Linked DNA regions of Homo sapiens: region 1 is linked to region 2. Evidence: read pairs that join two places in POLR2A ChIA-PET (ENCODE). Cell type or tissue: GM12878. All regions are shown on one strand. Links, peaks and the distances in the headings refer to the core of each region. The heading gives the core; the rest is flanking DNA. Region 1 overlaps TNIK (TRAF2 and NCK interacting kinase). Region 2 overlaps TNIK (TRAF2 and NCK interacting kinase).

Evidence for each region. ChIA-PET counts read pairs that join two places held together with the same protein. Peaks named below come from ENCODE experiments on the same cell type or tissue, not always from the same donor. Only the 100,000 strongest peaks of a DNase experiment are listed, where the experiment ranks them.
Region 1: POLR2A ChIA-PET joins it to region 2 with 7 read pairs; 5 of 35 experiments call an interaction of 5 or more read pairs at or near these places.

The regions. Positions count from the first base shown.
Region 1 is chr3:171,361,896-171,364,820 of GRCh38, forward strand. The region is part of intron 2 of TNIK (TRAF2 and NCK interacting kinase); the gene reads right to left. Among named protein-coding and RNA genes, the nearest start is that of TNIK, 97 kb to the right of the region's middle. In GM12878, for the core only: no CTCF peak of the experiment used is centred there; no DNase peak of the experiment used is centred there.
Region 2 is chr3:171,311,478-171,314,402 of GRCh38, forward strand. All of the region lies in intron 2 of TNIK (TRAF2 and NCK interacting kinase), which reads right to left. Among named protein-coding and RNA genes, the nearest start is that of TNIK, 150 kb to the right of the region's middle. In GM12878, for the core only: no CTCF peak of the experiment used is centred there; no DNase peak of the experiment used is centred there; H3K27ac peaks cover 677 bases.

The DNA of each region.
Region 1 (2,925 bases), core at 167-2,666, 50 kb after region 2:
AGATGAGAACAACTGAAGTTCCAAATAGATCTATGGCAAGCTCAAAGCTAAGGCAAGTTAAGGGTAGAACCAAAACCATACAACGGGTCCTCAATATCTAAATGAGGTTCTTGCTGCTCCACACCCCTTCACTAATCTCACAATAAAGACTCTCTCCTGAGACCTTATGCTACCTGAAGAAGAAATACTGTTGCTTCTCCTCCAAAACTTGTGAAATATAAAATTATTCAGAAACCATTTTCACCCCACCAAAGTTCCACAGTGCTGCAACTGATTCCTGTTTCCTCTATTAACCTATCTTCTCTTTACACATTATTGAGACATTGGCTTTTTTAAGCACTAAAGACCAAATATAATATCCAAGTGGCAATTATATCACCAAATACAATGTAAGAATTGTATTAGGTTGGCACAAAAGTTACTGCTGTTTTTGCCATTAAAAGTAATACTGGTATTAGGTTGGTGCAAAAGTATTGTCGTTTTTGCCATTACTTTTAATGGCAAAAACCACAATTATTTTTGCACCATCCTAATATTTAATACAAATAATGCCATTCTAAGCATACATAAAAACCAATAAATCAAATGTAGAATGTGGAGCACAAAGACATGTGTTTCTAACTTCATTCCTCTATGAATGTTTCTTTTAGGTCATAAAATGTTCTATGAAAGCAAGACCATGGGAAGAACTGGCACATGTGTTTGGGAAGAGGAAAAGGTTATTGAGTGCCTACTATGTGTCAGGCACTGAGCTGAATGCTTCCACATATTAATGTTTTATACTTGAGTTTTCATTAACAGCTCTAATCTGTACTATTAATAAAAGATAAAGAAATCCAGGCTCACAGGGTAAGTTGATTATCTTCACATGACTGGAACAGAGCAAAACCAGACTAGGAATCCAGCTCAGGCAGTCCTGCTCCAAAGTCCTTTTCATTATACTCTTTCCACTTATAAAAATGCTCAATTACACTCCCAGATACAGTGGAAATGCCAAAGCCTCTAAGCTTTTTCCAAACCCACATCTTGTGCCCATTCAGGTCCCCACTCTGCCTGGACAGCATTAATTCCTAAATAGTCTACACTCTCACCATCCCCACTTGCACCTCAATGTTAAGAGTTTTGCCATTCTGTGTGATTTTTAGAGCAGTGGTTTTACCCCCACAGAAGACACAGGAAAAACTGGAGACATTTTCAGCTGTCACAACTTAGGGGTGCTGCTGCTTTGTAGTTGGATGAGGCCAGGGAGGCTGCTATATATCTTGCAATGCACAGTACAGCCCCCACAACAAAGAATTATCCAGCCCCATATCTCAGGAGTGCTGAGGCTGAGAAACCCTGCCTTACAGTGATAATGTGATTTAATAAATGTTCTTCCTCCCCAGTAAAATGAGACCATAACCACCATGAGGAATAACTGAGACAATATACATAAAAACCTCTGGTGCACAGTGAACACTCAGTCCTAATTAGATAATCTGATTACGCACTTCTTAAGAGTAGGAACCTCCTCAGTTAGCTCTGCATTATTCCCATACAAAGCACAGGGCTTTTTTCATGGGCACTCAACAAATGTGAAAGAATGTATTCTTTATGTTAGAAATTCTTGATTAAAAAACAAACGCCACTATTATCTATAAAACACACCATTCTCCCATACTCACTCCTTGCCAAACAATAAGTGAATAGTATAATACATGATTCATTGCAGCAGGCTATGAAAAGCTACAGTGCATCCAGGATAATGTTATAGAATCACCTCCATAAATAAACTATTAATAAACTTGCTATTGAAATGTTTTATCTTATTTTAACAGAAGGTTAATGAAGAGATCGTGATATACAGATTTGAGAAAATCTCCACCCAACAGGCCAAGATTTTGCTATATAAGGTCAGTTTTGACAATATTGATTCTCAGGTCTTGAGTTAAATTATTCAGCTTTAAACTGTAATCATAAGCATATCAAATAAAAACACTGAAAGTCAAATCTTTGAATAAGCCAAAACAGGCGGGTATCACATCTCAGGGCAAGATCTTTGATTTTTGCTTTTCTCAGTTTATGTAAGTTTGAGTCAGCATGGAAATCCTAAAATAAATGATTACAAAAAGTATAGGATTAGCATTCACTCAAGTGACCTATAACAGGATAACATACAATCATTTTTGCAGTTTCTGGAGGTGCGGTCCCAGGACCTTGAACAACAGAATGAGCATTTATACTTATTAAATGTTCAAAGAGGATACCCCAGACCCACTGAATCAAAATTTCAGAAGTTGGAGCCGGGAAATCTACATTTTAAATCCTTTCCCAAATATTCATTTTACATACTAAAGTTTGAGGACCTCTGCCAGGAGACCAGACCCCAGAAAATTGCTTTGCCTCATTTTGTAAATTTCTAGCATAGTCTTGCTTCTGCAGACTACTGGTAATTCATTAAACATAAGATCCACATCCCCATCCCATTATAAAAAAAAAAAAATAGGTAGAGGATTTTGTTTATTGCTTTTGTGCAAATATATTTTTCTAAAGTACAAAGATTAACATTTTATGAAAATGCTAAAAAAAATTTAAAACTGGGAACAAATATAGAAAGAATTATCAAGGAAAACATAGCTCAATTCTGGGCCCCAGAAGTGTCAACATTTACTGTGTGCCAGACTAGGGATAGTGATGGCCTAGACAGACTAGGTCTCTGACTTAATTTTCCCTTGACTTATGTATTTAAATTGCTAAATACAGACATAAACAAGGAAGTAAGATAATTCAGAGAGTGGCAATACCATAAAAACAATAAAGCAGGTTAATGTAATAAAGAAAGTCTATGGCAGAGGGAAGCAGAGGCAGTGGCTAGCTGTAATAGACACAGGGATGAAAAGTGGCTTCCTTGAGAAGGTAACATTTGAGCTGAGACCTGAAGGAGAA
Region 2 (2,925 bases), core at 184-2,683:
GAAGAAACTGATGCTCACGGAAACTAAGTAACTTGCTTAAGATGACACAAAAGAGGGAAGAAAAACCAGAATTCAGATCTGGGTTTGTCTGATTCCAGAGCACACGCTGATTTTTCTACATTGGGTTGCCACCTGGAAGTAATCTCTTAGTATTGAGAACCTTCCCCCAGAAAACAAGCATGTCACCTGAGCCCAACTAACCCAAAAGTATTCACCATCATTCTCCAAACACTTTTTTCCTGGCTTTCCCATTATTTTAACAAGTTATGTGAGTGGAAGAATAGAACAAATCACATCCTTTCTTTACAAAGGAATTTAGAGAACAAAACCCATCATTAATATTTCCCTCTTTCATCATCAACTTTCCTGTAATTCAGATAAGCAAAAACTCAGCCACCTAGATTTTTATAGCCGCATTGGCAAGAGTGTGAAGGATTCCAGCAGCAAACATACACGCAAGGTCAGGAAGTGCCAAAGCCACCAAGAGTACATGTGACTTCGGGGGTTGGGGGCGGGTGCGCCTGCCCACCCACCACAAATCTTAGCCATCTGGGCTGTGGAGAAAAAAAGGGAGGGGAGACATTTTGTGGCATTGCTCTGCACTTCCTCAGCTGTCCCTAACGGCAGCTCCAGATTAAAAAAAAAAAAAAAAAAAAAAAAAAAAGGGCTAGACTGGCATATCTGATTTTAAAAATATGTCCACAAATGAATATATAATAAGTTTAAAATATGGGGGGACTGGAAGGAAATACATCAAAAGATTAATAAAAGTTATCTCTGGATAGTGAGATGATCCATTTGCGAGCTCTGTGTTTTTCTAATTCTTCCAAAATTATCAGAAAAATATTATTTTTATATGAAAATAGTTCTATGTAACTATATGTAGTATATTATTTTAAATATTTCCGTTTTCAAACTTAAAAAAAACAGTTGCATCTAGAGGGTGGTAGCCTGACTATTTAGAATAACTGCCCTCCGTTAGGTCTCAGATAATTGAAGTAATACTCAGGTTTTAACGACTACCCACACAAACCACTTTGGATGTGCCCAAATTGCCTTGTTCTTGGTGGGTATCCAATGGGTCAGAAGATCTATTTAACTGGGTGCTTTGAATTGTTTGTGCCAGAAGTTTTCTTTTAGCTGGGGTCTCTTTCCTGTTTCATCATCAATTTTTAAGTTCCTAAAATACATCCAGTAAATTTACCAGTTTCCTTCATCTATGGTGCTGAAACTTAATAAATTGCTCTTTTTTCAGCTGGAATGTCACGATGTCCAGTTTATTCATTCATGGCCTTACCTGTGTGTCTCTGACAATATTACTACTTTGGCTTTCACAAGATTCATATTCCTGAACTATGGCTTATGGCTCAAATCCAGCAGCTCTCACACAGGGCACCTCCTTGAGTATTCATGGCAATTACTGATGCTTAAAGATGAAAGTCTTGGACCACAGCGTGCCATTTAATGTACTTCTGACCTTGCAGATCTGTGTGTGCTTAACTTCTCCACGTGGATCTCGCATCCTCCCAGGGTGCTACGCCGAATAAGAGATTATACATCAGGGGAATCACTTTGCAGTCACCGAGACAGTGTTTTGAAAACGAAGGAAGAATGCAAATGTGTAGAAACTACTGAAGAGATTTTACCAGCAGGTAGTTTATAAACTCAAAACCAGGAATATTGCCTCTAAGGATTGCAGCTTGACCAATTTTTTAAAGTGTATCTTTGTTATTTTTTTGTGATACTCTCTACCAACATTTAGCTTTCTTTCTTTCTTTCTTTCTTTCTTTCTTTTTTTTTAAATAGCTGGGTTACACATACCTAGAATCACAGAACAGTGGATCTGGAAGGGAAATTAGGGATCCTCAACTTCAACCTGTTCATGTTAAAGATTAGGAAAGCTGTGGATGTGAGGGGTCAGGTGATGTGATGGAGGCCTCACAGAATGAGTGGCAGAGAGGGCCCCAGAAATAGCTTACTCTGTTTTCCTATCATTTGTAGGTAGCAAAGTATATAATTACCACTTTTGTCATTAGACAGTTGTTACATAAAAGAGTAGTCTTGCAGGTAAAAATAATTCTAATAAGATATTCACTTACAATTAAATAATTCTAACAGTGTGAAGGTTCACTTATGATTTTTTTAAAAATTATCATGAAATAACAAACATGTAGCCATGTTGAGGTGGGAGAAAAGGGGTCCTTACGTCTAAACAGCAAGAGAAAAAACACACAAGAAGAGCCAATCTGTCACCACGAGAGCTGCACTGAGTCCTTCAATCTTGAGAATAAACATGGATAGAAGTTCCCTCTGAAAATGCAGTTATAGTGCTAAATGAATGACTTAAAGACACATCTTTCCTCTTTGTTTTGTGCCATGATCTGAGTGCCTTGAGAACTAGCTTTCATCCGGGCACGGTATGACATCATCTGATAAGTGTGATGCTCTATAGTCGTTGCCGGAATGGGCTAGGGTACAAAACAGAGAAACACACAGGCAGGAAGGAAGGCAGAGACCAGCGCTAATTTAAACATTCTATCCTGAATATTTCAGTTGCTCCATAAATGTTTAATACTTGGTGCCATATTACAGGATGTTCATAAGCACGCAGATATATAGATGAAAAGTAAAATAACATAAGCAAAACAAAGCTCATTCTCAAGAGGTGAGGATGGCTATGCTTTCTGTTGCTGGAGTCCCTTTACAACCACATCTCTTAGTGCAGCTGAAGACTTCCAGCATCAGAGACGATTTCTGGATTATGAGAACCTCTACTTTAGCCTTATCCCTCTATACTCAGAGCCACAGTGGCCTATCTGGCCTTCCCCCTCTGCCTATGACCCTGAGACCTTTGACTGGCACCTCTGAGCAGTGGTCTCAAGAGGACAGCCTTGAAAATATGACTCAATCCTCCATGACAGCGAG